2 separate regions of the Homo sapiens genome follow, and region 1 is linked to region 2. A link is an interaction called in ENCODE POLR2A ChIA-PET data of the cell type or tissue named here. Cell type or tissue: Panc1. All regions are shown on one strand. Each heading gives the region's core, and the rest is flanking DNA. Links, peaks and the distances in the headings are about the cores only. Region 1 has its middle 44 kb from the start of F2RL1. Region 2 overlaps IQGAP2 (IQ motif containing GTPase activating protein 2).

Region 1 (16,321 bases), core at 4,421-12,420, 330 kb before region 2:
TCCCAGCTACTTGGGAGGCTGAGGCAGGAGGATCACTTGAGCCCAGGAATGCAAGGCTGCAGTGAGCTAAGATCACACCATTGCACTCCAGCCTGGGTGATAGAGTGGGACCCTGTCTCACTCAAGAACTTTAAAACTGGATTAGTTTTGTCTATTTTTATTTTTTATCTTTATTTTTGAGAGATGGGGTCTCGCTCTGTCACCCAGGCTGGAGTGCAGCAGCGTGACCTCAGCTCACTGCACCCTCCACCTCCCAGGTTCAAGCCATTCTCCTGCCTCAGCCTTCTGAGTAGCTGGATTACAGGCATCTGCCACCATGCCTGGCTAACATGGTGAGACAGGGTTTCACCACGTTGGCCAGGCTAATCTCGAACTCCCACCCTCACGTGATCCACCTGCCTCAGCCTCCCAAAGCGTTGGGATTACAGGCATGAGCCACCACGCCCGGCCCAATTTTGTCTATTGTTAAAGTTTTGACCTTTACATTACACAAGTAGAATCGTAAACTACGTACTCTTTTTTTGTCTGGCTTCTTTTGGTCCTCACATTGTGAGATTCATTCCGGTTGTGGTTTATAGTTGTAGCTTATTCATTCTCATTGCTGTATAACCTTTCATTATGTGGAAATACCATCATTTTTTTTTACCAGGACCCTGAACCCAGGCCACCATTGTGAAAAGAGAAAGCACAGCTACATGGTTACAAGGTCAGTCTCCCAAGGAAATGACTAACCAGTTTGCTGGGCTGTCTTGAACAGCAGGCATATAGGGGTCCTAGGTCCACATTCTATCCTAAGGTACTCCTCATCTTGACAGAACAATACAGAAAGATACACAAAGCACACCAGATTCACTACAGTTTAAGATTAGCCTCAGTAATCCTTTTTTCCATTAATCAAAACTTTACAGAGGAGATAAACAGTGATTTTTGTTTTTGTTTTTTATTGTTGTTTGTTTTTTGAGCTGGAGTCTCGCTCTGCTGCCCAGGCTGGAGTGCAATGGCATGATCTTGGTTCACTGCAACCTCTGCCTCCCGGGTTCAAGCGATTCTCCTGCCTCATCCTCCCGAGTAGCTGGGACTACAGGCACTTGCCACCATGCCCGGCTAATTTTTTGTATTTTTAGTAGAGACAGGGTTTCACCGTGTTGCCCAGGCTGGTGTCGAACTCCTGAACTCAGGCGATCTGCCCGCCTCGGCCTCCCAAAGTGCTGGATTACAGGTGTGAGCCACTACGCCTGGGATAAACAGTGATTTTTAGCATTCATTTAACCCGTTTGCGGGGGGAGAGAGAGAGAGAGAGAGAGAGAGAAAGAGCGCATTGCCTGAGGCAGGGTGGGAAAAGTGAAGAGCTCAGGGAGACCAGAGTAAGACCCGCCCATTACTCAAAAGTTCAGATGGCTGCTTGCCTGTCAAGAAGGAATCTTTTCCAGCAGTCCTGTCAGCTCTCAAGTTTCCCCTTTTAGGAAAGAAAAAGCTCCCCATGTCCCACAATCCTGTACATGCCAATCCTGACACCCACAGTCATCAGCAAAGAGTGCAAAGCAGATTATTCCATAGAGAGTAGCAGTTAACATCCTGTAGTGCCAAACCCATATTTAGCCGAAAGGGACTTTACTGAGAGGGGCCTCTAACCCTCCTAAGTTGGGCCTTGAACCCAATGTTGGTCAAGTGTCCTTGCCTCTTATTGAGAGGAGCCTTTAACCCTCTTTGTCTTAGGAGAGACTCTAACTCCTCTAAGTTGGGCCTCTCACCCAATCCCATTTTTCACCCAGGTACCCCACCAATTTATCCAAAGTCAACCAATCTCTTTCCTTTGAGTGAGGGGATTTCTTCAGTATCATCCCTTCAGGGTTTGCCAGAAAGATGTCACCGGACCCTACCACTTACCCAAAGTTAGCCTTTGGGTCAGGGGTTTACCGCACTATAGTCCCTTCTGTGGTTGCCAAAAAGATGTTACAAGAAGGGGGGGTCCTGATCCATACCCCAAGAGCGGGTTCTTGGATTTTGCACAAGAAAGAATTCAGAGCAGGTCCCTAGAGAAAAGTGAAAGCAAGTTTATTAGCAAAGTAGAGTAACCAAAGAATGGCTACTCCACAGACAGAGCGGCCCCAAGGGCTGCTGGTTGCCCATTTTTATGGTTATTTCTTGATGATATGCTAAACAAGGGGTGGATTATTCATGCCTCCCCTTTTTTAGACCCTATAGGGTAACTTCCTGACGTTGCCATGGCATTTGTAAACTGTCATGGTGCTAATGGGAGTGTAGCAGTAAGGACGATCATCACCATCTTGGTTTTGGTGGGTTTTGGCCGGCTTCCTTACTGCAACCTGTTTTATCAGCAAAGTCTTTATGACCTGTATCTTGTGCTGGTCTCCTATCTCATCCTGTGACTTAGAATGCCTAACTGGGAATGCAGCCCAGTAGGACTCAGCCTTATTTTACCCAGCCCCTACTGAAGATGGAGTTGCTCTAGTTCAAAGGCCTCTAACAATCATAGATCACTGGAACTTCAAACTCCTGGCCTCAGGTGATCCTTCCGTGGTGGCCTCCCAAAGCACTGGGATTACGAGTGTAGGCCGTCATGACCAGCCCTATCCATATCTTTTTTTTTTTTTTTTTTTGAAACAGAGTTTCACTCTGTTGCCCAGGCTGGAGTGTAGTGGCACAATCTCAGCTCAATGCAGCCTCAACCTCCTGGGTTCAAGCAATTCCCCCACCTCATTCTCCAGAGTAGCTGGGACTATAGTCACTATAGTCACCTGCTACCATGCCCAGCTAATTTTTTTTTTTTTTTTTTTAGATGGAGTCTCGCTCTGTCACCAGGCTAGAGTACAATGGTGCCATCTCAGCTCACTGCAACATCCGACGCCCTGGTTCAAGGGATTCTCCTGCTTCAACCTGCCAAGTAGCTGGGATTACAGGCACACACCACCATGCCCAGCTAATTTTTGTATTTTTAGTAGAGACGGGGTTTCACCATGTTGGCCAGGATGGTCTCGATCTCCTGACCTTGTGATCTGCCTTCCTTGGCCTCCCAAAGTGCTGGGATTACAGGCGTGACCCACTGCACCCAGCCATGCCCAGCTAATTTATTATTTTTTGTAGATACGGGATCTCCCTGTGTTGCCCAGGCTGGTCTTTAACTCCTGGGCTCAAGTAGTCCTCCTGCCTCGGCCTCCCAAAGTGCTGGGATTACAATGAGCAACCACACCTGGTCCCATATTTTTGTTTGTTGTTTTTGAGAGAGGATCTTACTTCATCACCCTGGTTGGAGTGTCGTGATGTGATCATGGCTCAGTGTAGCCTCAACCTCCCTGGCTCAAGTGATTCTCCTGCCTCAGCCTCCTGAGTAGCTGGGACTACAGGTGCACACTACCATGCCCAGCTAACTTATGCATTTTTTGTAGAGTCAGAGTTTTGCTGTGTTGCCCAAGCTGGTCTCCAACTCCTGAGCTCAAGCGATCCACCTGCCTCAGCCTCCAAAAGTGTTAGGATTACAGGCATAAGCCACTGAGCCCAGCCCCCATCCTATTTTTAATGGACATTTGAGTGTCCAATGTTTGGCTCTTGCAAACAGTGTGAAGCATAGTTTTTATACTGAGTCCTGGTTTTAAGAGGGAGTGTTAAGTATTCAAGTTAAAAAAAAAAACAACAAAGACTGCTTGTGGCAAATAATAGAAACAAATGAACATTCCACAGATACCTTTGTTCACCCTAAAAATGGCTCCCAGGGTTGGAAGCCCATATGGGAAAGAGGAAAAAAGAAAGAGAGCCCAGAGCCGAGAGTGATTTACAGTTCAGTCTGCCGCCCCTGTTTGCTTCTCCAAGGCAACCCATTGCCCCTCCTTCTAATTTGGCCTAAATCAGTAGCTTTTCAAAACACCTGCTGGTTATCCAAACTGGCCCGTTTAAGGGCTCTGTGATGGATTCATTGTTATGCGGTCAACCAACCAAGATGGGGGAACCCGGGAGGCAGAGCTTGCAGTGAGCCGAAATCGCGCCACTGCACTCCAGCCTGGGCGACAGAGCGAGACTCTGTCTCAAAATAAATAAATAAATAAATAAATAAATAAATAAATAAATAAATAAATAAACGAACCACATCTTCAACTTCAGGGGTTTTGTTTTGCTTGTTTTGTTTTTCTTTAGTAGGCTACATTGTAACATGACCTTACCTCTCCATTGCATTTGCAATATGATGCTGATTGCCTTATTTTCTGACTTCCTCCATTTAGAGTAGTTTTTCTCTGGCTAAAATGTTACTACCCTCTTCTATGACTTCCTCATTTTTGTTTTTGTTTTGCTTTCTATTTTGTCTATGGGTGTACAATCAATGATATTTATATGGCCTGGATAACAGAGGTGGGAACTCATGTGCTGATATCCCTTAGAAACTAGGAGTTTTCAATAGTTAAACAATTCAAGAGTAATTACTTACTTTTTTTTTTTTAGATGAATTTTGCTCTTGCTGCGCAGACTGGAGTTCAATGGTGCGATATTGGTTCACTGCAACCTCCACCTCCTGGGTTCAAGTGATTCTCCTGCCTCAGCCTCCCAAGTAGCTGGGATTACAGGAATGCGCCACCAGGCCTGACTAATTTTGTATTTTAGTAGAGACAGGGTTTCATTATGTTGGTCAGGCCGGTCTCGGACTCCTGACCTCAAGTGATCCTCCCGCCTCAGCCTCCCAAAGTACTGGGATTACAGGCGTGAGCCACCACGCCCAGCCTGAGTAATTACTTTTTAATGATATGTAGTTATGAATGTGCATATATGCTCACAATATATTAAGTGCAAATTACAGAACTGCATTGTATGCTCTATTTCTGATATATATATATATATATATATATATATATTTTTTTTTTTTTTTTGAAATTAATTTATTATTTTTTTCAGACAGAGTCTTGCTCTGTCGCCCAGGCTGGAGTGGAATGGTGCAATCTCAGCTCACTGCAACCTCCACCTCCCGGACTCAAGCAATCCTCCCACCTCAGCCTCCTGAGTGGCTGGGATTACAGATGCCTGCCACCATGACTGACTAATTTTTGTATTTTTAGTAGAGATGGAGTTTCACCACGTTGGCCAGGCTGGTCTCAAACTCCTGACCTCAAGTGATCCATCTGCCTTGGCCTCCCAAAGTGCTGGGATTACAGGCGTGAGCCACTGGGCCCAGCCGAAAGTAAGTTTTAACTGAACTTGGAAGTATCTGATCTTTATCTGAAAGGACTGTTAACCATGGCACCAAGGACAACCTTACTGATTCTTTTTGCAATTCGAGTTCTAATAAATTTAAAACATAATTTCTCTGTACACTGTGTAATATTCATTTTTGTTCTCTTCAGTTTGCCTGACACAATTTGGGCCCAATACACTTTTGGTAAATGAGTAATATGAATAAATGGAATGGAGATCTCACAGTGTGAGAATCTCAGCCAACTACAGTAATGGGAAGGGGGCTGGTTTACAAGGTTGATAAAGAGATGCATTTTTATTTGTCAGCATCCAGAGGTCCATATGGACAGGGTTTGCCTTCTACCTGCTGCTAGGAATACTAGCCTAGTCTCTGTGATTTTAAAAATAACCCAAGAGGCGGCCGGGTGTCGTGACTCACGCCTGTAATCTCAGCACTTTGGGAGGCCAAGGTGGATGGATCACAAGGTCAGGAGATCGAGATGATCCTGGCTAAGACAGTGAAACCCTGTCTCTACTAAAAATACAAAAAATTAGCTGGGTCTGCTGGCGTGCACCTGTAATCCCAGCTATTTGGGAGGTTGAGGCAGGAGAATCGCTTGAACCTGGGAGGCAGAGGTTGCAGTAAGCTAAGATTGTCCCACTGCACTCCAGCCTGGGCAACAGAGCGAGACTCTGTCTCAAAAATAAATAAGTAAATAAAAATAAAAAACGCAAGAGGCTATGTTTTAGGTACATAAAGATATTAGAATTTTCATATTTTTTCAGACCTGTGCTCTATCCTACACAGCATTCAAATCCAGCAGGATTTATATGCCTGATTCTAAAAGTCGATCTCAAAGCTTACGAATCAACCCCCATCCTAGTTAACCCATTATGGCTTTATCATCCCTGAACTTATCTAACATCCTACTCCTTTTTTTTTTTTTTTTTTTTTTGAAACAGTGTTTCACTGTCATACCCCAGGCTGGAGTGCAATGGCACAATATCGGCTCACTGCAACCTCCACATCCCGGGTTCAAGCAATTCTCCTGCCTCAGCCTCCCGAGTAGCTGGGATTACAGGCACGCGCCTCCACGCCCGGCTAATTTTTGTATTTTTAGTAGAGATGGGGTTTCACCATGATGGCAGGGCTGGTCTTGAACTCCTGACCTCAAGTGATCCGCCCACCTCGGCCTCCCAACGTGCTAGGATTATAGGCATGAGCCACTGCGCCTGGCCCTAATATCCTACTCTTATATTTATGTTTGTTCTAGAAACAATTTTGGGTGAAATTTTATGTTTACTAAAGATAGACAAAAATCACCCATAACCCGGCTACCCCATCTCAGGGGGTGTATAGCCATCACTGACCTTTGAATTTGTCGTGAAAGCCTGGAAAGATGTCAATGGTACCTAAAAGACATACGATGGAAGATTTTTTTTTTAACTTAGAAAGGCTCAACTTAAAGCTTATATTGGAAAAAGTAAATTATTCTTAATTCAGAGCACAAACCAGTCAAATCTGCCAATCATCAACAGATGGCATCTTTCACACATTGTACATGCCACAGTCTAAAACAAAATTTGCAAATTGACTATAAGAGTAAAAATTTGAGCCCACACACTGCTTTTTATTTTTTCACTCATTGTATATAAGATGAGTTTTAAGTATATTCTGGTTACTAGTTTAGGTCCAGTGGATACAGCAATGAACACAACCACTATCAAAGCTTTTATGTAAACTGATGTTTTGGGCAACACAGACAATAAAAAAGATAAGTGAAATTTTAGTGCATTAAATTGTATTAAGAGCGAAGAAGAGAAAACAACGCAGGTAAGTGGTAGATTAAATTTTAGCCTGTGGCCAGGAAGTGTCACTAAGATATCTTTGTGGCCGGACAAGGTGGCTCACACCTGTAATCCCAACATGTGGGGAGGTTGAGGCGGGAGGATCTCCTGTCCAGGATTTTGAAACCAGCCTGAGCAACATGGGCAGATTCCACCTGTACAAAAAATAAAAACATTAGCCAGGCATGGTGGCCGGTGCCTGCAGTCCCAGCTACTTCGGAGGCTGAGGTGGGAAGATCTGCTTGAGCCTAGGAGTTCAAGGCTGCAGTGAGCTGTGATCCTGCCACTGCCCTCCAGCCTGGGTGACAGAGTAAGACTCTGTCTCACAAAAAAAGAAGGAAAAAAAAAAAAGAAGTCTCTTGAAGAGAGGTAGGAAGGCAGTGAGGGAGCCAGCAATGCAGACTCTAATGAGAAGGGCATCTTGGGCCCAGGGAAGTGGGTGTGAAGAGGCCAGAGTATGCAGATGATTGAAAAGGTCAGTGTGGCTGGTGCTGGGAGAAGGAGGGATTGGAGGAGGAGATGAGGACAGAGAAGAGGGGTGGTGAAGATTAAACGTGGCCTTGTAGGTCATCGTAGGGCTTTGGCTTTCGCTCTGAATGAGAGTTAAAGCCATTTGACAGTTGGTTGCAGATATTATGACATTTTATCCCTAAAAACTTCAGCATGCATCTCTTAAAATAAGGACACTCTATGTAGATATTCATTAGTAGAAGTTTGCTTTTTAAAAATTATTATCATTGGCCGAGAGCTGTGGCTCATGCCTGTAATCCCAGCACTTTCGGAGGCCGAGGCGATTGGATCACTTGAGGTAAGGAGTTTGAGACCAGCCTGGCCAACATGGCGAAACCCTGTCTCTACTAAAAATACAAAAATTAGCCAGGTGTGGTGGTGTGGGCCTGTAATCCCAGCTACTTGGGAGGCTGAGACAAAATTGCTTGAACCCAGGAGGTGGAGGTTGCAGTGAGCTGAGATCGTGCCACTGCACTCCAGCCTGGGCAACAGGGCAAGACTCCATCTCAAAAAAACAAAACAAAACAAAATTATCATTATTTATTTAGAGATAGAGTCTCACTCTGATCCAGGCTGATATACAGTGGTACAATCATCACTCACTGCAGCCTCGGCCTCTAGGCTCTAGTAATCCTCCCACCTCAGCCTCCTACGTAGCTGGGACCAGACACCTGCCACCACACCTGGTTAATTTTTTTTTTAACTTTTTGTAGAGACGGTGCCTCACTGTGTTGTCTGTCTCGAACTTCTGCACTTAAGTGACCCTCCTGCCTCAGCTCCCATACAGGTGTCGGTCCCAGGCTTGAAAATTACTTAATATTCCCAAATCATCTAATATCCATCTTACGTTCAAATTTCCCAAATTGTTATGTAAATAATTTTGGAAATCATATCTATTGATTAAAGAACGTAAATAAATACACGTGCCTGACACTGCCTTCATGCAGTCTTTCCAAGTGCAGATTTCTTTTTTAACTTCACCCTGGAACGTAGCTCAGGAAGGTGATGCAGTTTGCCTAGTGGACAGTAGGGGGCGCCACAAGCCCGTTATGCTATTTGCCAGCATTGGTGACTTCCGTAGTGGAGGAGTGGGTGCCCAGGGTTCTGGGTAATTTTCACAGTGTCACACAAGACCTGTGATTTCAGGGTGCGCTCAGAACCCCACAATGTCACCATTTCTGTAAAGGAGGTCATAAAGACTTCAAAGCAGAATTGAATTTTATTCTGTTAAAAGCCAGCTCAAGCCATGCAGTACTTTTTGGGGTGATTTTCAAAACTGTGCTGTGAAATCAAATTAACAAAAAGCTATAATTCACTGAACTAACCACTTAAAGGAAATGACCGTAATCATTTCTCAAAAGCAAACTGAGAAATGCTTGGGAAATTTGTTTTCTTTAAAATTTTACTTTTTACTTTTTTTTTTTTTTTTTTTTTTTTTTTTTTTGAGACGGAGTCTCGCTCTGTCGCCCAGGCTGGAGTGCAGTGGCGCGATCTCAGCTAACTGCAAGCTCCGCCTCCCGGGTTCACGCCATTCTCCTGCCTCAGCCTCCCAAGTAGCTGGGACTACAGGCGCCCACCACCACGCCCGGCTAATTTTTTGTATTTTTAGTAGAGACGGGGTTTCACCGTGTTAGCCAGGATGGTCTCAGTCTCCTGACCTCGTGATCCACCCGCCTCGGCCTCCCAAAGTGCTGGGATTACAGGCGTGAACACCGCGCCCAGCTTAGGCATTACCTTTCTTTCTTTTTCTTTTTTTTTTTGAGATGGAGTTTAGCTCTTGTTGCCCAGGCTGGTATGCAATGGCGTGATCTCGGCTCACCGCAACTTCCGCCTCCCGGGTTCAAGCAACTCTCCTGCCTCAGCATCCCGAGTAGCTGGGATTACAGGCATGCGCCACCACGCCCTGCTGATTTTGTATTTTTAGTAGAGACGGGGTTTCTCCATTTTGGTAGGGCTGGTCTCAAACTCCCAACCTCAGGTGATCCGCCCGCCTCAGCTTCCCAAAGTGCTGCGATTACAGGTGTGAGCCACTGCGCCAGGCGGCATTACCTTTCTTAATGAAAGAAACATGCTTTTGCCACCACATTCTTCCAGATTGGTTTTTTGTTTTTGTTTTTTCAGTTCCTTACTTGCTTTATATATTGCCTGGAATCCAGTATATTTCTTCTTGCAAGTAAGTATTCCTGCAGCCCACAGACATTCGTTTGTGTTTTTCTTTCTTTCTTTTTTTTTTTTTTTTTTTTTTGAGACGGAGTTTTTCTCTTGTTGCCCAGGCTGGAGAGGCTGGAGTGCAGTGGCGCAATTTCGGCTCACTGCAACCTCTGCCTCCCGGGTTCAAGCGATTCTCCTGCCTCAGCCTCCTGAGTAGCTGGAATTACAGGCGCCCGCCACCATGCCCAGCTAATTTTTTGTATTTTTAGTAGAGATGGGGTTTCACCATGTTGGCTAGGCTGGTCTTGAACTCCTGATCTCAGGTGATCCATCCGCCTCGGCCTCCCAAAGTGCTGGGATTACACACATGAGCCACCACACCCGGCCCTCGTTTGTGTTTTTCATTCCTTTTTTTTTTTTTTTTTTTTTTTTTTTTTGAGATTGAGTCTCATTCTGTCGCCCAGGCTGGAGTGCAGTGGCACGATCTTGGGTCACTGCAACCTCTGCCTCCCAGGTTCAAGCACTCCTCCTGCCTCAGCCTCCCCAGTAGCTGGGACTACAAACACACACCACCATGCCCAGCTAATTTTTGTATTTTTGGAAGAGACAGGGTTTCACTATGTTGGCCAGGCTGGTCTCGAACTGCACCTCATGATCTGCCCGCCTCGGCCTCCCAAAGTGCTGGGTTTACAGGCGTGAGCCACGCAACTGGCCTGTTTGTTTTTTTGAGATGGGGTCTCTGTTGTCCAGGCTGGACTTGGCTCACTGCAGCCCCAACTTCCCGAGTTCATGTGATCCTCCCACTTCAGCCTCCCTAGCAGCTGGCACTACAGGTGTGCGCCACCAACCTGGCTAATTTTTTTGTATTTTTGGTAGAGATGGGGTTTCACCATGTTGCCCAGTCTTGTCTCGAACTCCTGGGCTCAAGCGATCTGCCTGCCTTAGTCTCCCAAAGTGCTGGGATTATAGGCGTGAGCCACCAAGCCCGGCCTGACATCTGACATTTGTTATAATTTGTATAGCTCTCAACCTGGCTTGTTTCTTCATTGCCTCATATTTTTCTTTCTCAATTTCCTCCCCCACTCCACTCCCCGCTCCTTTTTTTTTTATTGAAGTGCATCCTCAAGGAACTTCATTAAGAAAGAGTATGTAGTAAGTAAACGTGCTGAATCCTGGCAGTTTGAAAATGTCATTATCTGCCTTTACTTTTGATACCTGGTTTAGATGATAAGGAATTCTAGGTCCTAAAAAATTATCCACAGCATTTTGAAAATCTCGGTGTTTAGCATCCTATTTTCAGTCCCTTTCTCTGTTTTCCTCTCCTCTCATGCAGACTCCAGTCCACACCCTGTCTGGGCGGAGAAGTCTCACTCCTCCAGAGTCTGCTCCCACACATAACCCCCTACTCCACTCCCTCTGTCTACAATTCATGTTCTCTTTTCATCTCCCAGAAATGTGTTGAAATCTCTCAACTGCTGATGCCCAAATCATGCCTCATCATCTTTGTGACTATGGATTTATACTCTTTTAAATTCTTTATCGCTTCATTAGTATCTTAAGAAGAATGACAAACCTACATGCTAAGTTTACCTTCTTGAATTGGAATCTGTTTTATATAAATATAGGTTGTTGGGGTTTTTTTTTGCCTTTTTATTTGTTTTCATAAATACAAGTACTGTGTTTAACTCTGTTTTGCTAAATACACACAAACTATTGCTACCATGTTTACATAGCAGTTTTGCAAAGTTAACTAGGTTCTTTGAATATTTGGAGTTACAGTACTGACATATTAACTGGTGGTTAAAGGTGAAAAAGAGGAATATAAAGGGGCTATACTTACTGTAAGTTAGAGGCTACAGCCCAAATTATTTTTGAGAGCAAGCATTTATTAATCCACAGCTTCCTGGAGCTGTACTCTGTATAGAAAAATTAGTATTCCTATTCCTAACAAGTTTCCAAGAGCAGGACAGATACAAGCATTTATACCAGCAAGTAGAGAGCAACCCCAGTCAGAAATAAATAATGTCAATTAGCAAAGTCATTATGATTCACAGCCCCTTTTTCTTTTTTTTTTAATATCATTTCAACTTTTACTTTAGATTTAGGGAGTACGTGTGCAGGTTTGTTCCAAGGGTATAGTGCATGATGCTGAGGTCTGGAGTACAATTGATCCCCTCATGCAGTTAGTGAGCGTAGTACCCAATAGTGTTTGTTGTTGTTGTTGTTGTTGTTGTTGTTTTTGAGACAGAGTCTCACTCTGTCACCCACGCTGGAGTTCAGTGGCACAATCTCGGCTCACTGCAACCTCCGCCTCCTGGGCTTAAGCGATTCTCTTGCCTCAGCCTCCCAAGCAGCTGGGCCTAAGGCACGCGCCACGGTGCCCGGCTAATTTTTGTATTTTCAGTAGACAAGGGGTTTCCCCATGTTGGCCAGGCTGGTCTCAAACTCCTGACCTCAGATGATCCGCCTGCCTAGGCCTCCCAAAGTGTTGGGATCACAGGCGTGAGCCACTGCGCCCAGCCTCAGTAGTTCGTTTTTTCACCCTTCTCTCTCCCTACCTCCTCCCACCCAGTAGTTCCCAGCGTCTATTGTTCCTATCTTTATGTCCTTGTGTACCCAATGTTTAGCTCACACTTATAAGTGAGAGCATGTGTTACTTGGTTTTCTGTTCCTGTATTAATTCGCTTAGGATAATAACCTTCAGCTTCCTCCATGTTGCTGCAAAGGACATGATCTCATTCTTTCTTATGGCTGCATAGTATATGTGTATATAAAAAAGAATAAGATCATATATGTACCACATATACACAATACTATATGTGTATTTGTACCACATTTTCATTATCCAGTGCACGGTTGATGGGCACCTAGGTTGAGTCCATGTTTTTGCTACTGTGAATCATGGTGTGATGAACATACGAGTGCATGTGTCTTTACGGAAGAATGATTTATTTTCTTCTGGATGTATACCCAGTAATGGGATTGCTGGGTTGAATGGTAGTTCTAAGTTCTTTGAGAAATCTCCAAACTTTTTTCCATAGTGACAACTAATTTACATCCCCACTAATAGTGTATAAGCATTCTCTTTTCTCCATAGCCTTGCAAGCATCTGTTATTTTAGGATTTTTTTTTTTTTTTTTTTTTTAAGACAGAGTCTTGCTTTTGTGGCCTAGGCTGGAGGTGCAATGGTGTGATCTCAGCTCACCACAACCTCCACCTCCCAGGTTCAAGCAATTCTCCTGCCTCAGCCTCCAGTGTAGCTGGGATCACAGGCATGTGCCACCACACCCGGCTAATTTTGTATTTTTAGTAAAGACGGGTTTTCCATGTTGGTCAGGCTGGTCTTGAACTCCTGACCTCAGGTGATCCACCCGCCTCTGCCTCCCAAAGTGTTGGGATTACAGGTGTGAGCCACTGTGCACGGCCATTTTATGACTTTTTAATAATAGCCATTCTGACTGGGGTGAGATAGTATCTCATTGCACTTTTTATTTGCATTTCTCTGATTATTCGTAATATTGAGCATTATTTTTTCATGTTTGTTGGCTGCTTGTATATCTTCTTTTGAGAAATGTCTATTCATGTCCTTTGCCCACTTTTTTTTTTTTTTTCTGTGACGGAGTCTCGCTTTGTCGCCCAGGCTGGAGTGCAGTGGCGCGATCTTGGCTCACTGCAACCTATGCCTCCTGGTTTATGCCATTCTACTGCCTCAGCCTCCTGAGTAGCTGGGATTACAGGTGCCCACCACCACCACACCCAGCTAATTTTTTGTATTTTTAGTACAGACGGGGTTTCAGCGTGTTAGCCAGGATGGTCTCGATCTCCTGACCTCATGATCTGCCCGCCTCGGCCTCCCAAAGTGCTAGGATTACAGGCGTGAGCCACCGTGCCCAGCCTTCTTTTTTTTTTTTGAGATGGAGTCTCACTCACTCTGTTGCCCAGGCTGGAGTGCAGTGTGTGATCTTGGCTGACTACAACCTCCACCTCCCATACCTCCACCTCCCGTGTTCAAGCGATTCTCCCGCCTCAGCCTCCCCAGTAGCTCAGATTACAGGTATGCACCACCATGCCCTGCTAACTTTTGTATTTTTAGTAGAGACAGTGTCTTGCCATGTTGGCCAGGCTGGTCTCAAACTCCTGGCCTCAAGTGATCCGCCTGCCTAGGCCTCCCAAAGTGCTGGGATCACAGGCATGTGCCACAGTGCCCAGTCCTTTGCCCACTTTTTTTTTTGAGACAGACTTTCGCTCTTGTTACCCAGGCTGGAGTGCAATGGAGTGATCTTGGCTCACCACAACCTCTGCCTCATGAGTTCAAGTGATTCTCCTGCCTCAGCCTCCCGAGTAGCTGGGACTACAGGCATGTGCCACCATGCCCTTGCCCACTTTTAAATGGGGTTGGCTTATTGAATTGTTTAAGTTCCTTATAGATTGTATTTTTGTTTTTTTGAAACAGGGTCCTGCTCTGTCACCCAGGCTGGGGAGCAGTGGCACGATCATAGCTTACTGCAGCCTCAAACTGAGCTCAAGCGATCTTGCTGCCTCAGCCTCCCAACTAGCTGGGACTACAGGCATGTGCCACCACGCTTGGCTCCTTATAGATTTTGGATATTAGACCTTTGTCAGATGCACGGTTTGCAAATATTTTCTCACATTCTGTAAGTTGCCTGTTTACTCTGTTGATAGTTTCTTTTGCTGTGTAGAAGCACTTTAGTTTAATTAGGCTTCGCTTGTTAATTTTTGTTGCCATTGCTTGAGGACTTAGTCAAAAATTCTTCCCCAAGGCCAATGTCCAGAATGGTGTTTCCTAGGTTTTCTTCTGGGATTCCTATAGTTTAAGGTCTTACATTTAGATTTTTCATCTATCATTAATTTTTGTGTGTAATGAAAGGTAAGGGTCTAATTTCATTCTGCATGTTGCTAGCCAGCTATCCTAGCACTGTTTATTGAATAGGGAGTCTTTCCTCATTACTTGTTTTTATTGACTCTGTTGAAGATCAGATGGCTGTAGATGTGTGGCTTTATTTCTGGGATATCTATTCTGTTCCACTGGTCTGCATATACTGTTTCTGTACCAGTACCGTGCTGTTTTGGTTACTGTATCCTTATAGTATATGATGTCAGGTAATGCAATGCCTCCAGCTTTGTTCTCTTTGCTTAGGATATTGCTTTAGCTATTCAGGCTCTTTTTTGATTCCATATGAATTTTACAATAGTTTTTTTCTAATTCTGTGAAAAATGATGTTGGTAGTTTGATAGGAATAACGTTGAAACTGTAGATTGCTTTGGGCAGTATGGACATTTAAATGCTATTAATTCTTCCAATCCATGAGCATGGAATGTTTTTCCATTTGTTTGTGTCATCTCTGATTTCTTTCAGCAGTGTTTTGTAGTTCTCCTGATAGAGAGCTCTCACCTTGATTAGATGTATTCCTGGGTATTTTGTGTGTGTGTGGCTATTGTAAATAGGACTGCATTCTTGATTTGGCTCTCAGCTCGAACATTATTGGTGTATAGAAATGCTACTGATTTTTGTGCATTGATTTTGTATCCTGAAACTTTACTGATGTTGCTTATCAGTTCTAGGAGCCTTTTGGCAGTCTTTAGGGTTCTCTAGGTATGTAATCATATCATCAGTGAAGAGAGATAGTTTGACTTCTTTTCCCATTTGGATGCTTTTTATTTATTTTTTTGTTTGATTGCCCTGCATAGGCCTCTTTCATTGTCAAGTCTAATAATATGCTTATGTGAACAAAAGTCTGTCTTAATAAGATAGTTATGACCATACAAGAAGGACAGTATTACTCAGGAGGCTGAGGCAGGAGAACTGCTTGAATCTGGGAGGCAGAGGTTGCAGTGAGCTGAGATCGTGCTACTGCACTCTGGCCTGGGTGACAAAGCAAGACTCTGTCTCCAAAAAAGAAGAAGAAAAAAAAGGACAATGTTACTTGGGAGGCTGAGGCAGGAGAATCACTTGAACCTAGGAGGCAGAGGTTGCAGTGAGCCAAGATCATGCCACTGCACTCCAGCCTGGGTGACTCTGTCTCCAAAAAAAAAAAAAAAAAAGGCAATGTTTAGTCTTCCAGAGTTATGTATAAATTTTATGTATCTTACCTCCCTTCAAAGATTGATGATTAGTTGGTGTTTTCATATTATTTAGGCACAGAATATTACTTGAGATCAACGATAGTTGGTCTTTACATCACAGCTATAAGTAATATAAGAACTATAAATATTATAAGATCCATAGCTCTATAGGCTAATAGGTCATTTTTGATGTATTTACTTTTTGGTCAGTTATTATCTAACTTTTGTAGGGTGTCTACTTTATGCTTTGCAGTTTTTGGTTTTTGTATTTTTTGTAGAGACGGGGTTTCGCCATGTTGGCCAGGCTGGTCTCGAACTCCTGGCCTCAAGTGATCTGCCCACCTCAGCCTCCCAAAGTGTTGGGATTACAGGTGTGAGCTACAGTGCCCAGCTTATGCTTTGCATTTTGATAGAATTACTAGATGATATTAAACCAAATAAGACCCTGCCCTCAGGAGTTTACTTTGATCTCTTCAAATTTTTTCCTGATATATTTTGTTTTTAAATGTTCATTGTGACTCACAGAGTTGATTTCATGACTCATTAATGAATC
Region 2 (16,321 bases), core at 3,539-11,538:
TCAGGTCCACACATTTAGGGTTTGTAAGGAGACCAGACTCATGAGAAGTCATAAAACACTGCATATGGTGCCAACAGCAAGCAGCAAGACTTGAACCAAACATGCTGAGCTCTTCAGTTTCATAGAAGTAGTACATATTTATAAAGTGCTACCACATAAATTCTCTCATATGACTAAAACAGCTCTCATCAGATAGATGGGACAAATATTATTACCTCCTATTATTACCTCCACTTAACTAAGATTCAAATGGGTTAAGTGCTTTACTCAAGGTCCTAGAGCTAATAGATTGCTCTATAGAGTTGGTGTGTATTTAAAACTATTCTTGGTTTTTGTTTAGTCTTCACTGACCTTTATGTTTTGGAGGTACCCTATTATATTAGTGCAAACATTTTTATTCTTTTAGGTCAACAGCACAGGAAGCAGTAGGAGGAAACGGAATGGCTGATGTGGGAAGGGAGTTGGGTTGGCAAGAGTGGGTGAGGTTCACATCGAGTTTGCAGGCTGAAGATAATGTATACAACCCGTGATTGTGTAAACTACTTGGAAAGTGTATAAAATACACAGAGAACAGCTCTCTCATGGGAAAGAATTTACCCCACTAGGGCAACAAAGCTGCAAACATTTTGGTTTTGGCTTGTTGTGTGCTTTTTGTTCTAACATGCAGTACCACTGCTCTCAGAAAGTAAATGGTCCCAAGTTTAGAAAAGGATGTTCTTATAAACATACAACAGACATGAAGGTTTTCAGGTATTATGATTCTTTAGCCCAGAGCTGAAAGAACTTTATACAAGAGCCAGAACAGCAACTACCTTAAATATAATTCATGCTGTACTGCTTCAGATTTAAATAACTGATCTCCTCCAGGCGTTTAATTCTTGGCTGGGAACTGGATCGTGGTACTGTATGTAAATTCCCTCATGCCACATGTCAGCTGCAGACCAGAGGAGATAGCCAAATCTTCTCTGTGTATTAGCCACTAAATACAATTTCAGAATTAAGTCATGAGAGCCCTGCCAGCATTTGTGCAGCAGAAGTGTCTACAATTATGAAGCTAGGCAGGGATGGAAAATTATTCCTACTAATGGTCCACTAGGTGCAAAGTGCTGGCAGAGAATTATGGAGATTCAGAATCCTAAAATGCATTCCAACTGCTTTATAATTAAAACCAATAAATACAACAACAGAATGTGTTTCTTCTGATACATGGCAAAGTCTCTAACTAATGTTTAAATAGTTGCAGGGCACTTCATGGGTAGAGAAAAGGGATAAGGTGGAAGAAGGACTTTGTACCTCAGTTTACAATCTAACAGGAGAAGACCCATTTAACAGCTGGAGAAAAGTTATAAAGCTCCTTTGGAAAAAGTACCAACTCATTAAAGTAGAAAGAATAGAAAAGCCGAGGGAGGGAAAAGAGGTTGTTCAATAATGGGATTAATCAGAGCCAGTTTTCTAGATGAAGAGAGTTTGAAGTCAGGTTTGAAGGACGGGAGAGAAAGGAAGTTAGGTGCAAAACACATCTGGAGAAGTGAAGACAAGAATAGAGAAATCGTACACACACATCAAGGCACATTTCTGTCCCAATCCTCAGCCTTCAAAGTCTCTGTTTTATGGACACAGCTAAGAGGGCCATTCCCCTCCACCCTTCCAAGTCTTTGAGCTTCTCCAGAATAGGTGAAGGGAGACCCCCAGGTCATTTTACAGCTGTTTCTAAGCTGGGTAGATGAGAGGAGTACGGTTGTGAGATGAAAGTGAGAAGATCAGGTGACAGCTCAAAATCAAGAAGCTGGGCAGATGTTCATTCTATTGATAAAAGTTCTTTCAAGGTGGCTGACTTGGAACACCTAATAATACACATACCTGCAAGAGAATCATGTACAGTTCACTGGGCATCAATTGTTAAGTCACTGATGATATTATAATAATTACTATTAATTTAATACTCAAACCAAGCTCATTTTGCCAGTTGACCAGTATTCATAGTCCATGTGGATCTGCTTTTTCTTGCAACATGTTTAGAGCTGCACCCATGGGAATGGGGATGGAGATTAAAGATAATGGCTCTCATCTGCCCTTCAAAATCCTTGCTTCCCCATTTCCTCTCCTAGTGCTCCACCCACTACTATCCTGATGCTTCCACTTATGGAGAGCCTTGAGCAGCACACCAGATGGGTTTCTTGCCCTTGGAGGTAAAGTCCTCTGGAGTAGTCTTCAGGTACTCCAGATCTTCAGCTACTCCAGATCCCAAGCCAGCCTTCCTTTCATCTTGATATCAGGTCTGGAGGAGTTAGAGTTATCTAAGGGGAGACAAAGGGCAGAGAGAAGAGATCCAGCAATAAAAGAAGGCTGTGAATTCCAGCATGTAGAGACCTTGCTACATGAATAAGTAAGGATAGAGGGCTAGGAGAGGCACTAATAGAAGCAGCAGGTGAGGCTTCATCTCCTTATCCACCCTTCCACAGACACAGACAAAGCCAGCACCAGCTCCTCTTCATTGCACAGCATTTAACCCACAACAATCCTATGACACTGGTATTATTCCCACTTTACAGAGTGGAAACAGAGGCTTGAGACAGCCCAACCATTTGTCCAAGATCACAGATGACACATGGCGAGCACAGCCATGCAGCAGTCTGACTCTTACCAGCCACGCTACCCTTAGGAGATGCAAACCAGCCTTTCTGAGTCTCTCTGGACCTCCACACATCCCCAGGCTTCCCAAATTGTGCAGCAATAAGCTTTTTCATAGAAAACCCTACATGCAGAAGAGAGGAAACACATGGAATGAACAAGGGGTGAAAAGGAATATTTGGGGGCACAGCTCAAAGTCCAATTAGCATAAAGTATCATGTCTGTCTCACCCTTTTAAAAAAATCATCCATTTTTCATTTTAATCCACAATTTATCTGTGTTTCAGTATTTAAAATAGAAGGGGTTCCCACCCCCAAACTTAGTAAAATTGGCATTTTTGAGAAGATGTGCTATGTGTACCCCACGGGCTGCATAGGTCTGCATACCAGCAGCTCCTGGTTTAACAGCCCAGAGGTCTCAGGCCACATAAGCAACTTCATGTTTAACCAACCAAGCACCCACCCCAGCTTAGCTCACACTTGGTCAAACATGTGCAGGCAGCTTAGGGAACCCAGCTGGGAGGCATCATTCCTGGGAAGAAGCATCTTATTCAAGACCCTAGACCCACCGATTCTGGCAGCTCTCGACGGACGTGGCTATGCCCCATGTTTTTTGTTTGTTTGTTTGTTTTTGCAGTTACAAGATTTAATAGAATGAAAACAGAGCTCCCATAAAATGGGAGGGGACCCAAAGGGGGTTGCCATTGCCGGCTTGAATGCCCAGGTTTATATCCCGATCACTGTCCCTCTCCCTGTGCTCTCAGGCGATAGATGATTGGCTATTTCTTTACCTCCTGTTTTTGCCTAATTGGAATTTTAGTGAGCTCTCTTTACTACCTGACTGGTCGAGTGTGAGCTAAGTTGCAAGCCTCGTGTTTAAAGGTGGATGTGGTCACCTTCCCAGCTAGGCCTAGGGATTCTTAGTTGGCCTAGGAAATCCAGCTAGTCCTGTCTCTCAGTCCCTGCTCTCAACAGGAAAACCCAAGTGCTGTTGGGGAGGTTGGCCGACAACGGCTCTTAACTGTTTCCTGCTGAATTGGGCTATGCCCCATGTTACTACCAATCTCTGTGATCCGCAGAGCCTTCTGGAAACTGGTCGCAAAATAGGCATGACCTTCTTAATGCACTGGTGCCCCTGGCACCCACTGAAACTTGTGCTCACAAAGTAAGGAAGCACGTCAAGAGGGAAAACACAGGCCAGAGGGAAAACACAGGCCAGAGAGGAACCAGAACTTTCTCATTCCATCTGTTTTTTCCCCACATCTTTTTTCACGGATGGGCTACTTTTATGCTGGATATGCTAAGTCTGTTCATAAAAGTTTTACAATACACTTGGAGGGTAGGATCATTCTAATTTGGTAGATGAAACTGAGCCAACCCATTTTTTACACACTGCAGTACATAAACCAAAAAGCCATTTGGTTCTAAACGAATTCTTGTTATAAACTTACTACCTATGACTTGCCTTTCTCCTTAAAAGTAGAGTGCAAAGGATGGGGGTGGGAGTATTAGATCAAGGAGAGGTTAGATGAAACACAGAAGGAGGGTTCTAGAAACACAGAAGGAGGGCTTTGCTGGTAAACATTGATTAACCAGCATCTGATTAACCAGAAGATTTCCCAAATCTTCCTTCGTCAAAATATTTTACTCATTCCTCTTTAAAAAGACTAAGGCAACAACTTAACAACACTGGATATATGACTGCTGGTTAATAAATTCCTCCAATAATTTTACATATTAAAAAATGCATTAAAAAAACAACGAGTGGTGGTGCAGGTGTGGAAAAAAATGAAACCTGCGTGTATTGCTGGTAGGGATATAAACTGGTGCCACTCCTGTGGAAAGCAGTACAGCAATTCTGCAAAAACTTAGACATAATATTACCATATGATCCAACAATCCCACTTCTGGGTATACACCCAAAATAAGCGAAAGCTGGGACTCCAGCAGATATTTGTACCTAAGTTCATAGCAGCACTATTCACAATAGCCAAAAGGAAGAAGCAACTCAAGAGTCCACGAACAGACAAGCAGATAAGCAAAATGTGGTATATACATACAAGGCAATATTATTCATTCTTAAAAAGGAAGGAAATACTGACACATGCTACAGTGTGGATAAACCTTGAGGACATTATTCTAAGTGAAATTAGCCAGTCGCAAAAAGAAACACTGTATGAGTCCACCTATATGAGGTACCAAGAGTAGTCAAATTCATAGAGACAGAAAGTAGAATAGAGGTTGCTGGGGGTTGTTGGGGAGGAGAGAACGGGGCGTTCATGTTGGCTGCACGACAATGTGAAGGTACTTAATGCCACAGAGACGTACACTTAAAAATGGTTGAAATGGGCCAGGCATGGCGGCTCACATCTGTAATCCCAGCACTTTGAGAGGCTGAGGCAGCAGATCACCTGAAGTCAGGAGTTCGAGACCAGCCTGGCCAACATGGTGAAACCCCATCTCTACTAAAAGTACAAAAAGTAGCCAGGCATGGTGGCTGGCACCTGTAATCCCAGCTATTCGGCAGGCTGAGGCAGAAGAATCAGTTGAACCCAGGAGGCGAAGTTTGCAGGGAGCCGAGACCACACCATTGCACTCCAGCCTGGGCAACAAGAGCGAAACTCCATCTCAAAAAAAAAAAAAAAAGGTTAAAACGGCCGATTTTTGCCACAGTTTAAAAATGTTTGTATAGCATGTTCTATATGCCAGGTGCTATTCTCAATTCTTTGCAAATATTAACTCATTTAATCTTCACAACAGCCCTATGAGGCAGGTTTTATTATTGTTGTCATCTTCACTATTATCCTGGTCCAGAGTCACTCAGCTGGCAAGTGGCCAGAGCAGACACACAAATGCTGGTATCCAACTCCATCACCTTTCCCTAACCACTCTGCCCTGCTGCTTCTCAGTGAGTGAGACAGCCCAACCTGTGGGATTGGCCAATCATTTCATGTAGAAATGGTAACAGATGCTATTGCTCACATGCCACTGGAAGAGTCCTAAAGACACGAGGCCACCCACCCCTCACCGTGATGTACTGAGTAATATTCAAAGGGCTCATCACATAGAGACAGATCTTGTATCAAATTTAGCCTCTTTAACCAATTTCACAGAACCAAAGAGTTTCAAATTAGAAATGGTATCTCTCTGGTCTAATTCTCTTTAAGACAGAACTACTGCTAAACTACCCCAGAGAAGATACAATTTTGCTTTCTTATCTTTTATATATTTACATTTTCTTTTATTTCCAAAAAGCACTTAAGCCGATAGTCTATGAAAAAACCCAATCCCAGGAGGCCATGGGATGAAGGTTCTAGATTTGGCAGGAACCATCTTGAGCAAGTCATTTATCTTTTCTGGATTTTACTTCTTCGACTGCCAAGATAATTTTAAATCTTAAACAGTATTAGTGGCTTAAGATTAGGTTAAAGTGTAGGGAAATACTTTCAAAAATTTCAAATGCTGCCTTCATAATTCCAAGCACTCAGAAAGTTGTTAAAAAATAACAATTTTGGCCAGGCACAGTGGCTCACGCCTGTAATCCCAGCAATTTGGGAGGCCAAGGTGGGCGGATCACCTAAGGTTGGGAGTTCGAGACCAGCCTGGCCAACGTGGTGAAACCCCGTCTCTACTAAAAATACAAAAATTAGCCAGGTGTGGTAGTGGGCACCTGTAATCCCAGCTACTTGGGAGGCTGAGGCAGGAGATTCACTTGAATCCAGGAGGCAGAGGTTGCGGTGAGCTGAGATTGTGCCATTGCACTCCAGCCTGGGTGACGAGAGTGAAACTCCATCTCAAAAAACAAAACAAAACAAACAAAAAAACACTTGTATTTACTGATGTAAGCATCTATTTTCTCTTTCTATTATTTTAATTTCCTTTATTTTAAATAGAGACAGGGTCTCACTATGTTGCCCAGGCTGGTCCTGAACTCCTGAGCTCAAGTGATCTTTCTGCCTTGGCCTCCCAATGTGATGGGATTACAGGTATAAGCCATCGCACCCAGCCTATTGATTTTCTAACTCCATAATTCTTTCTACTATTGTGAGGAAGAGCCTTCTCTCCCATTTATTTCTATTACACTTTACAATACACTTGGAGGGCAGGATCACTCTAATTTGGTAGACGAAACTGAGCCAACTTTACACACAAGTTTAGACTTGTGAATTCTATATTCAATCCCCTCCTGTAGCCAAATTATAAGCAAAAAATATACCAATGTGGCTATGAAATAGAAAAAAGTGTCAATAACTAAAACTTTATATAAGTATCTCATGAAACTAGAGTTTGCCCAATAAATGTGCTAAAACTTCACCAATAAAGACTATAGCTGAACACTTGCTCTTTGACAAAACCCTGGATATGTTTCAGACATGAAATGTCATGTCCCATAGCAGCTGCCATTGTTAATTTACTAGGCTGTGTGCTAGTGGCCTGACATGTAAGTACTGATCTTTCTAACAACCCTGGCTAGAGAGACGGCTTTATTTTCAGAGGAAGAAAACAGCTCAGAGAGCTGGAAACCTGCCCAAGGATTGGGTGCCAAGCAGGCCAGAATCAGGGGTCAGATTCTGAAACTCATACTCTCTTAATATACCATTCTGTCCTCTCACATTTTTTTTTAATTAAAAAAAAAAAAAAACTTTTGGTGTTTTCAGAGATGAGGTCTCACTATGTTGGCCAGGCTGAACTGGAATTCCTAAGTTCAAATGATCTTCCCGTCTCATCCTCCCAAGTAGCTGGGACTATGGATGCATGCCATCCTCTCACATACATAAAATGAGACATAGTTGAATTTTGGTTTGTAAATCTACCATAACTTTTGCTTCCATCCATTTCATACACCAGAGAACTGTTATGTTGAAATGAGGTTCTGTAATGAGCAGATGATTTAAAACTCTGGAGACTATTTGTATATATTTTCCGACTATAAATCCTGACATGTCACTCTCTGTAGGGCAATAAGCGTTCTCACTGTCCAGCCCCTTCCTAAAACAATTTTCAACTACAACATGGTGTATTTAAGCTTCCATTGCATGTCCCTTTAGATTTGAGCAGATTACGTGTGGTCTTTATTCCGGTATCATATTATTAACTGATTTTATTTTATTTATTCTTATCTTTTGAGACAGAGTTTCACTCTGTCACCCAGGCTGGAGTGCAGTGGCACGATCTTGCCTTATTGCAACCTCTGCCTCCCAGGTTCAAGTGATTCTTGTGCCTCAGCATCCCAAGTAGCTGGGATTACAGGCACCCACCACCATGCCTGGCTAATTTTTGTATTTTTTAGTAGAGACGGGGTTTCACCATGTTGGCCAGCTGGTCTCAAATTCCTGATCTCAAGTGATATGTCCACCTCAGCCTCCCAAAGTGCTGGGATTACAGGTGTGAACCACTGTGCCCAGCCTGTTAAGTGATTTTAAATGTAGGAGAAATAAGAAAGAACTGGGGTTACAGCTGAATAGGCACTCAGGTAAGCAAGTAGAGATGTTTACATGCACTCTAGGTGAAAATCCTTTATCCCTGGGCAAGGTAGCACGAGTGACCAGGTGCGTCCTCATATCTGCCTTGTGGCTCTAAAACTGTACTATGTTGTTGGTTTACTTCGTGTGATAAAGGATTCACATTCCTTTCCCTCCCCATTACACAGACAGCTTAGTTATTCACTTCTATAACTATTCAGTGGGTTAAGTCAATTCATAGGTCTGTATTATGTCAAAGCCTAAAAATGTTATAATCTAGTTTTACTGTGATGTCATTTTTATTCAAGGAAATGAGATCAGACTATTAGAAGTTAAGTAAAGCTTCTTGTAATAAATCATACCATAGGTTTTCATTTTAATTGGAAAGATAGGAAGAAAAGAATTAAATCCTCCAAAGAAAAATGGAGAAACAGAATGCATATATATTCTCTATGAAAGCACTGTAGCCCGATACCCTTTTATAGCTCCCTTAACCTTCTCCACCTGCCTCAGACAACTCTGTGTTAATGTCTCATCTGATGGGGGGATAAGATCACATAGATAAGAAATCAGCTACTTCATCTATGAGTGATTCAGGCTTTGGGTCCCTGTTTTCTTGCCAGTTCCTTTCTTTCCTCCCATGGCTATTCCCTCGCTAATGGGTAGGATCCCTCCAACCCCCATTTTATAGGTAGAACAGCTCTTCCTGCTTCCAGGCATTAATACGAGAAAAGCTGAGTACCATTTTCCTAGTCCTCAAAGGCCTGAACTTCATTCCACATGTGCCATTCTGCTGTAACTCCTACTCAACACTCAGGCTTTGAATGCCCTCTTTATGGATGGCACAGGGGGATTTCTCATTCTTGCTTTCTTAAGGAAGGCAAAATTTCTTTAGTTTTGATATCTTTTACATGCCTGATGCAAGAGTGATTCTTCATCTGCAACAGTTCAGTCTACAAAGTTAACCAAAAGGTAGAAAAGTAACAGGTATTAACAGCATAGGAGATCAAAGGTAGTGCTCGAATGGGAACAGAACCAGAAGTGAAAATCAGCCCAAACATACCGCTGAGATTCACGAACCCTGCCACTGGCTTTATAAGAAGTAGCATTATTACAGTTGTACCTTCTCTTACCAACATGCTCGCTTTCTTCCAGGCTCGTAATTCCTTCTTTTTCTTTTGGTTCTTTTTCTCATATCCCGTGACTTAGACACAACCTCTTCAAAAGTAGGTACTTTAGGTAGTTAATTCCTGATTCCTTCCGGGAAGTAAAAAAGAGTTTACTAAAATGTGACAGACAAGACTTATAGATGAATGTGATTACACAGTGGCAGGAAGAATAAACGGGCATCTCAGACTGTCAAGATAATGACAGCAATAAAAAGCATGCTAACCACTGCTGAACACTTACAGTTGTGCTAGACATTCTCTTAAACCCTTTACACAAATTAACTAATTAACTCCTCACAAAACCTGTGTGAATAAAGTACTATTATTTCCGCTCACGAAATGAGGAAACCAAGACACAGAGCACAAGGACACTGAGCAGTAATTTGTAGGGCCTAGATTGTCATCAATGCAGTCTGGCTTCAGGGCCCTACTCCTTTTTTTTTTTTTTTGAGACTGAGTCTTGCTCATGTTGCCCAGGCTGAAGTGCAATGGTACGAACTCGGCTCACTGCAACCTTCACCTCCTGGGTTCAAGCAATTCTCCTGCCTCAACCTCCCGAGTAGCAGGGATCACAGGCATCCGCCACCACGCCTGGCTAATTTTTGTATTTTTAGTAGGGACAGGTTTCGCCATGTTGGTCAGGCTGGTCTCAAACTCCTGACTTCATGATCCGTCCGCCTCAGCCTCCCATAGTGCTGGGATTACTGAGTCACTGCACCCGGCCAGGGCCCTACTCTTAACTACTTACTAGGCTATGCTGTCTCAAGCCATCTCTGGTTAGATGGCAATAATGGGCTGTATGCTCTCAATCACTGTCAACTTGGCCAGCCTAGAGTTCTTCTGCAGGTCAAAGAAATTAATACACACCCAGGATGCACTGAGGTGAGACACAGGTAACATGAGTAAGTTCTGGTATTTGTAAGTCAAGAGATCACACACAGAAATAAATATCCTATCTTTCAAAATAGTCCCTAGAAGCTCTATGCTCATTTCAACTTGGCAGCCATCACTGAGCACATCTTTAGGTGCCTCTTTTGGAATGTCCTTCAACTCAATTAATGTATTTTTAAAATTTTACTTTTAAAAATATATAATTATAAAAAATGAAAATGCTTTTAAAAAGAGAAAGGATCTCACTATGTTGGCCAGCTAAGTCTTGAACTCTTGGCCTCAAGCAATCCTCTCACCTCAGCCTCCCAAAGTGCTAGGATTACAGGCATGAACCAACACACCCAGCAGAAAATGTATTTCTTTTAAATGTCCCCTTAACTTCAGCAGAAATCTTACAAGCTAGAAGGGACTGGGGTCCTATCTTTAGCCTCAAGCAGAATAACTGTCAGCCAAGAATTTGGTATCCAGCTAAACTAAGCTTCATAAATGAAGGAGAAATAAAGTCTTTTCCAGACAAGCAAATGCTGAGTGAGTTTGTCACAACCAGACCAACCCCACAAGAAATGCTAAAAGGAGTTATAAATCTTGAAACAAAAATTCAATATGCAGCAGAATAAAAACTCTTGAAAGCATAAAACTCACATGGCCTATAAAACACTAATATAACAAAGAAAACCAAGTATCTAGGTAACAATCAGCACAATGATTGGAACAGTACCTCACATTTCAATATTAACATTGAACATAAATAGCCTAAATGCTCCACTTAAAAGATATAGATTGGCAAAATGGATTAAAACAAGGCAAGCCAAATATCTGCTTTCTTCAAAAGACTTATCTAACATACAGGGACTCAAATAAACTCAATGTAAAGGAGTGAAAAAGGTATTCCACGCAAATGGAAACCAAAAGAGAGCAAGAGTAGCTATTCTTATATCAGAAAAAACATACTTTAAAACAACAACAGTAAAAAAGAAAAAAAAAGACAAAGAAGGTCACTATATAATAACAAAAGGATCAATCCAACAAGAAGATATTACCACCTAAACATATGTGCACCTAACTCTGGAGCTCCCAGCTTCATAAAACTATTATTACTGGACCTAAGAAATAGATAGACAGCAACACAATAATAGTACGGGACTTCAGTACTCCACTGATAGCACTAGACAGATCATCAAAGCAGAAAGTCAACAAAGGAACACTGGACTTAAACCACACTCTAGAACAAATGAACCTAACAGATATTTACAAAACATTCTACCCAAGAACTGCAGAATATACATTCTTCTCAACACATGAAACATTCTCCAAGATAGACCATATGATAGTCCACAAGTCTCAGTAAAATTAAAGAAACAATTGTATTAAGTATCTTCTCAGACCACAGTGGAATACAACTAGAAATCAACTCCAAAAGTAACCTTCAAAACTATACAAATACATGGAAATTAATCTGCTCCAGAATGATTTTTAGGTTAACAATGAAATCAAGATGGAAACTTAAAAATTCTTTGAAATGAATGATAATAATGACACAAGTTATCAAAGCCTCTGGGATACAGCAAAAGCAGTGCTAAGATAAAATCGGAAAGATCACAAATTGACAACATAACACCTCAAGGAACTACAGAAACACGAACAAACACAAAGCTAAAACTAGAAAATAATAAATAAATAAAAGATTAGAGCAGAACTAAATGAAATTTAAACAAAAAATACAAAACGTCAGTGAAACAAAAAGTTATTTCATTGAAAAGATAAGCAAAATTGATAAATCATTTGCTAAACTAACCAAGAAAATGAGAGAGAAGATTCAAACAAACTCAATTAGAAATGAAAATGAAGGCCAGGCACGGTGGCTCTTGCCTGCAATCACAGCACTTTGGGAGGCCAAGGTGGGTAGATCACCTGAAGTCAGGAGTTTGAGACCATCCTGGCCAACATGGTGAAAGTCCATCTCTGCTAAAAATACAAAAATTAGCCGGGTATGGTGGTGCACGCCTATAATCCCAGCTGCTCGGGAGGCTGAAGCAGGAGAATTGCTTGAACCTGGGAGGTGGAGGTTGCAGTGAGCCAAGATCATGACATGGCACTCCAGCCTGGACAACACAGCGACACTCCATCTCAAAAAAAGAAAAAAATGAAAATGAAGCCCATAACAACCAACACCACAGAAATACAAAGGATCACTTGAGAATACTATGAACTCCTCTGTGCACACAAACTAAAAAATCTAGAGGAAATGGATGAATTCCTGGAAACATACAACCTTCCTAGCTTGAATCAGGAAGAGACAGAAATCCTGAAAAGACCAATAACAAGAACTGAGATTGAATCAATAATTTTAAACCTGCCAAAGAAAAAAGAGCCCAGGGCCAGATGGATTACAGCTGAACTCGACCAGACATTCAAAGAAGAATTGATTCCAATCCTACTGAAACTATTTCTAAAGATTTAGAAAGAGGAATCCTCCCTAACTCATTCTATGAAAGCTAGTATCACCCTGATACCAAAGCCAGAAAAGGACATAATAAAAAAACAAAAAAAAAAACAAACAAAAAAAAAAAAAAAAAAAAAACTACAGACCAATATACCTGATGAATATAGATGCAAAAATCTTCAACAAAATACTAGCAAACCAAATCCAACGGCACATCAAAAAGATAATACCATTTGACCCAGCAATCCCATTACTGGGTATATATCCAAAAGAATATAAATCATTCTGTTATAAAGATGTATGCATGTGTATGTTCATTACAGCACTATTTACAATAGCAAAGACATGGAATCAACCCAAATGCCCACCCATGATAGACTGGATAAAGAAAATGTGGTAAATATACACCATGGAATACTATGCAGCCATAAAAAGGAATGAGACTATGTCCTTTGCAGGGACATGGATGGAGCTGGAAGCCATTATCCTCAGCAAACTAACACAGGAACAAAAAACCAAACACCACACGTTCTCACTTGTAAGTGGGAGCTGAACAATGAAACCACATGGACACAGGAAGGGGAACAACACACGGTGGGGCCTGTGGGAGGGGAGCGGGGGAGCTATTTATCAGGATAAATAGCTAATGCCTTTGGGGCTTAATACCTAGGTGATGGGTTGATAGGTGTAGCAAACCACCATGGCACACTTTTACCTATGTAATAAACCTGCACATCCCACACATATATCCCAGAACTTAAAATAAAATAAAATAAAAATTTTTTAAAAAGATAGGCTGGGCATGGTGGCTCACGCCTATAATCCTAGCACTTTGGGAGGCTGAGGTGGGCAGATTGCCTGAGCTCAGGAGTTTGAGACCAACCTAGGCAATGTGGCAAAACCCCATCTCTACTAAAAATATAAAAAATTAGCTGGGCATGGTGGTGGGTGCCTGTAATCTCAGCTACTCAGGAGGCTGAGACATGGGAATCACTTGAACCCAAAAGGCAGAGGTTGCAGTGAGTCGAGATTGCGCCATTGCACTCCAGCCTGGGTGGCAGAACAAGGCTCTGTCTTAAGAAAAAAAAAAGATAATACACCACCATAATCAAGGGGCTTCAACCCAGGAATGCAGGGATGGTTTAACATACATAAGCCAATAAATGTATGCATAACATATAATGTATGTTTAACATATACATATAAATGTATGTATACATTTGTATGTATGTATGTATAACATAAACATATAAATGTATGTTTAACATACATAAGTCAATACATCACATAAACAGAATTAAATACAAAACCATACGATTGGCCAGGCACGGTGGCTCATGCCTGTAATCCCAACACTTTGGGAGGCCGAGGCAGGTGGATCACGAGGCCAAAAGATCGAGACCATCCTGGCCAACATGGTGAAACCCCATCTCTACTAAAAATACCAAATTAGCTGGGCATGGTGGCACACACCTGTAGTCCTAGCTACTCAGGAGGCTGAGGCAGAAGAATCACTTGAACCTGGGAGGCAGAGGTTGCAGTGAGCCGAGATTGCGCCACTGCACTCCAGCCTGGCAACAGAACAAGACTCTGTCTCAAAAAAAAAAAAAAAAAAAAAAAAAAAAAAAATATATATATATATATATATATATATATATATATATATATATGATCATCTCAATAGATGCAGAAAAAGCATCTGATAAAACCTAGCATTCTTTTATGATAAAAACCCTCAACAAATCAGGCATAGAAGGGATATATCTCAAAATAATAAAAGTCATATATGACAAACCCACAAGCCAACATTATATTGAATGGGGAAAAGTTGAAAGCATTCCCCCTGAGTACTGGAACAAGACAGGGATGCCCACTTTCACCACTTCTATTCAACATACTATTGGAAGTTCTAGACATAGCAATAAGGCAAGAGAAAGAAATAAAGGGCATCCAAATTGGAAAAGATAAAGTCAAATTATCATTGTTTGCTGATGATATGATCATTTATCTAGAAAACTTAAGACTCCTCCAAAAGACTTCTAGATTTGAAAAATGCGTTCAGTAAAGTCTCAGGTTATAAAATCAATGTACACAAATCAATAGCACTGCTATACACCAACAATGACCAAGCTAAGAATCAAATCAAGAGCTCAATCCCTTTTACAATAGCTGCCAAAAAAACCAAAACAAAAAACAAACAAACAAACAAACAAAAACCCAAACCCAAGAATATAGTTAACTAAGGAGGTGAAAGATCACTACAAGGAAAACTACAAAACACTGCTGAAAGAAATCACAGATGATACAAGCAAACGTAAACATATCCTGTGCTTATGCATTGGAAGAATCAACATTGTGAAAATGACCATACTGCCTAAAGCAATCTACAAATTCAATGCAATTCTTTTCAAAATACCAACATCATTTTCACATGACTAGAAAAAAAAATCCTAAAGTTCATATGGAACCAAAAAACAGCCTGAATAGTCAAAGCAATCCTAAGCAAAAAGAACAAATCTGGAGGTATCACATTAACTGACTTCAAATTATACTGCAAGGCTATAGTTACCAAAATAGCATGGTACTGGTATAAAAGTAGATACACAGACCAATGGAACATAAGTAAAGAACTCAAAGCCAAATTCAACCAAGTGATCTTTGACAAAACATACAAAAACATAAACTGGAAAAGGATACCCTATTTAATAATCGGAACTGGGGAAACTGGATAGCCACATGTAGAAGAATGAAACTGGATCCCTCTCATTGTATACAAAAATTAACTCAAGATGGCTCAAAGACTTAAATCTAAGACCTGAAACCATAAAAATTATAGGAGAAAACCCAGGAAAAACTCTTTTGAACATTGGCCTAGGCAAAGAATTTATGACTAATACCCTAAAAGCAAATGTGACAAAAACAAATAAATGGGACCTAACTAAACTAAAAAGCTTCTGCACAGCAAAAGAAATAACCAGCAGAGTAAACAGATAACCCACAGAATGGGAGAAAATATTTGCAAACTATGCATACAACAAAGGTCTAATAACCAGAATCTACAAGGAACTCAAATCAGCAAAAAAAAAGAAAAAAAAAAGAATCCCATCAAAAAATGAGCAAATGACATGCGTAGACATTTCTCAAAAGAAAATATAAAAATGGCCAACAAACACATGAAAAAATGCTCAACATCACTAATCAGGGAACTGCAAATTAAAACCACAATGAGATACCACCTTACTCCAGCCAAAATGGCTACTAATAAAAATCAAAAAACAATAGATGTTGTTACGGATGTGGTGAAAAGGGAATGCTTATACGCTGCTGGTGAGAATGTAAATTAGTACAACCTCTATGAAAAACACTATGAAGATTTCTTAAAGAACTAAAAGTAGATCTACCATTCAATCCAGTAATCCCACTACTGGGTATCTACCCAAAGGAAAAGAAGTCATTATATAAAAAAGACACCTGCATGTGTATGTTTAATGCAGGTGTCTTTTTCACAATTCACAATTGCAAAGATATGGGACCAATCTAAGTGCCCATTGACCAATAAGTGGATAAAGAAAATATGGACTATATATACTATGGAATACTAGTCAATCATAAAAAAAGAATGAAATAATGTCTTTTGCAGCAACTTGGATGGAGCTGGAGGTCATTGTTCTAAGTGAAGTAACTCAGGAATGGAAAATCAAACACCGTTACATTCTCACTTATAAC

The links. ChIA-PET counts read pairs that join two places held together with the same protein. Peaks named below come from ENCODE experiments on the same cell type or tissue, not always from the same donor. Only the 100,000 strongest peaks of a DNase experiment are listed, where the experiment ranks them.
Region 1: POLR2A ChIA-PET joins it to region 2 with 10 read pairs; 2 of 35 experiments call an interaction of 5 or more read pairs at or near these places.

The regions. Positions count from the first base shown.
Region 1 is chr5:76,766,995-76,783,315 of GRCh38, reverse strand. No RefSeq gene overlaps it. Among named protein-coding and RNA genes, the nearest start is that of F2RL1, 44 kb to the left of the region's middle. RefSeq lists enhancers at 3,555-4,173, 9,957-10,456. In Panc1, for the core only: a CTCF peak has its summit at 8,561 (motif pointing right); a DNase peak (open chromatin) is centred at 8,615; H3K4me3 peaks cover 193 bases; H3K27ac peaks cover 671 bases.
Region 2 is chr5:76,434,421-76,450,741 of GRCh38, reverse strand. All of the region lies in intron 1 of IQGAP2 (IQ motif containing GTPase activating protein 2), which reads right to left. Among named protein-coding and RNA genes, the nearest start is that of IQGAP2, 39 kb to the right of the region's middle. In Panc1, for the core only: no CTCF peak of the experiment used is centred there; no DNase peak of the experiment used is centred there; H3K27me3 peaks cover 947 bases.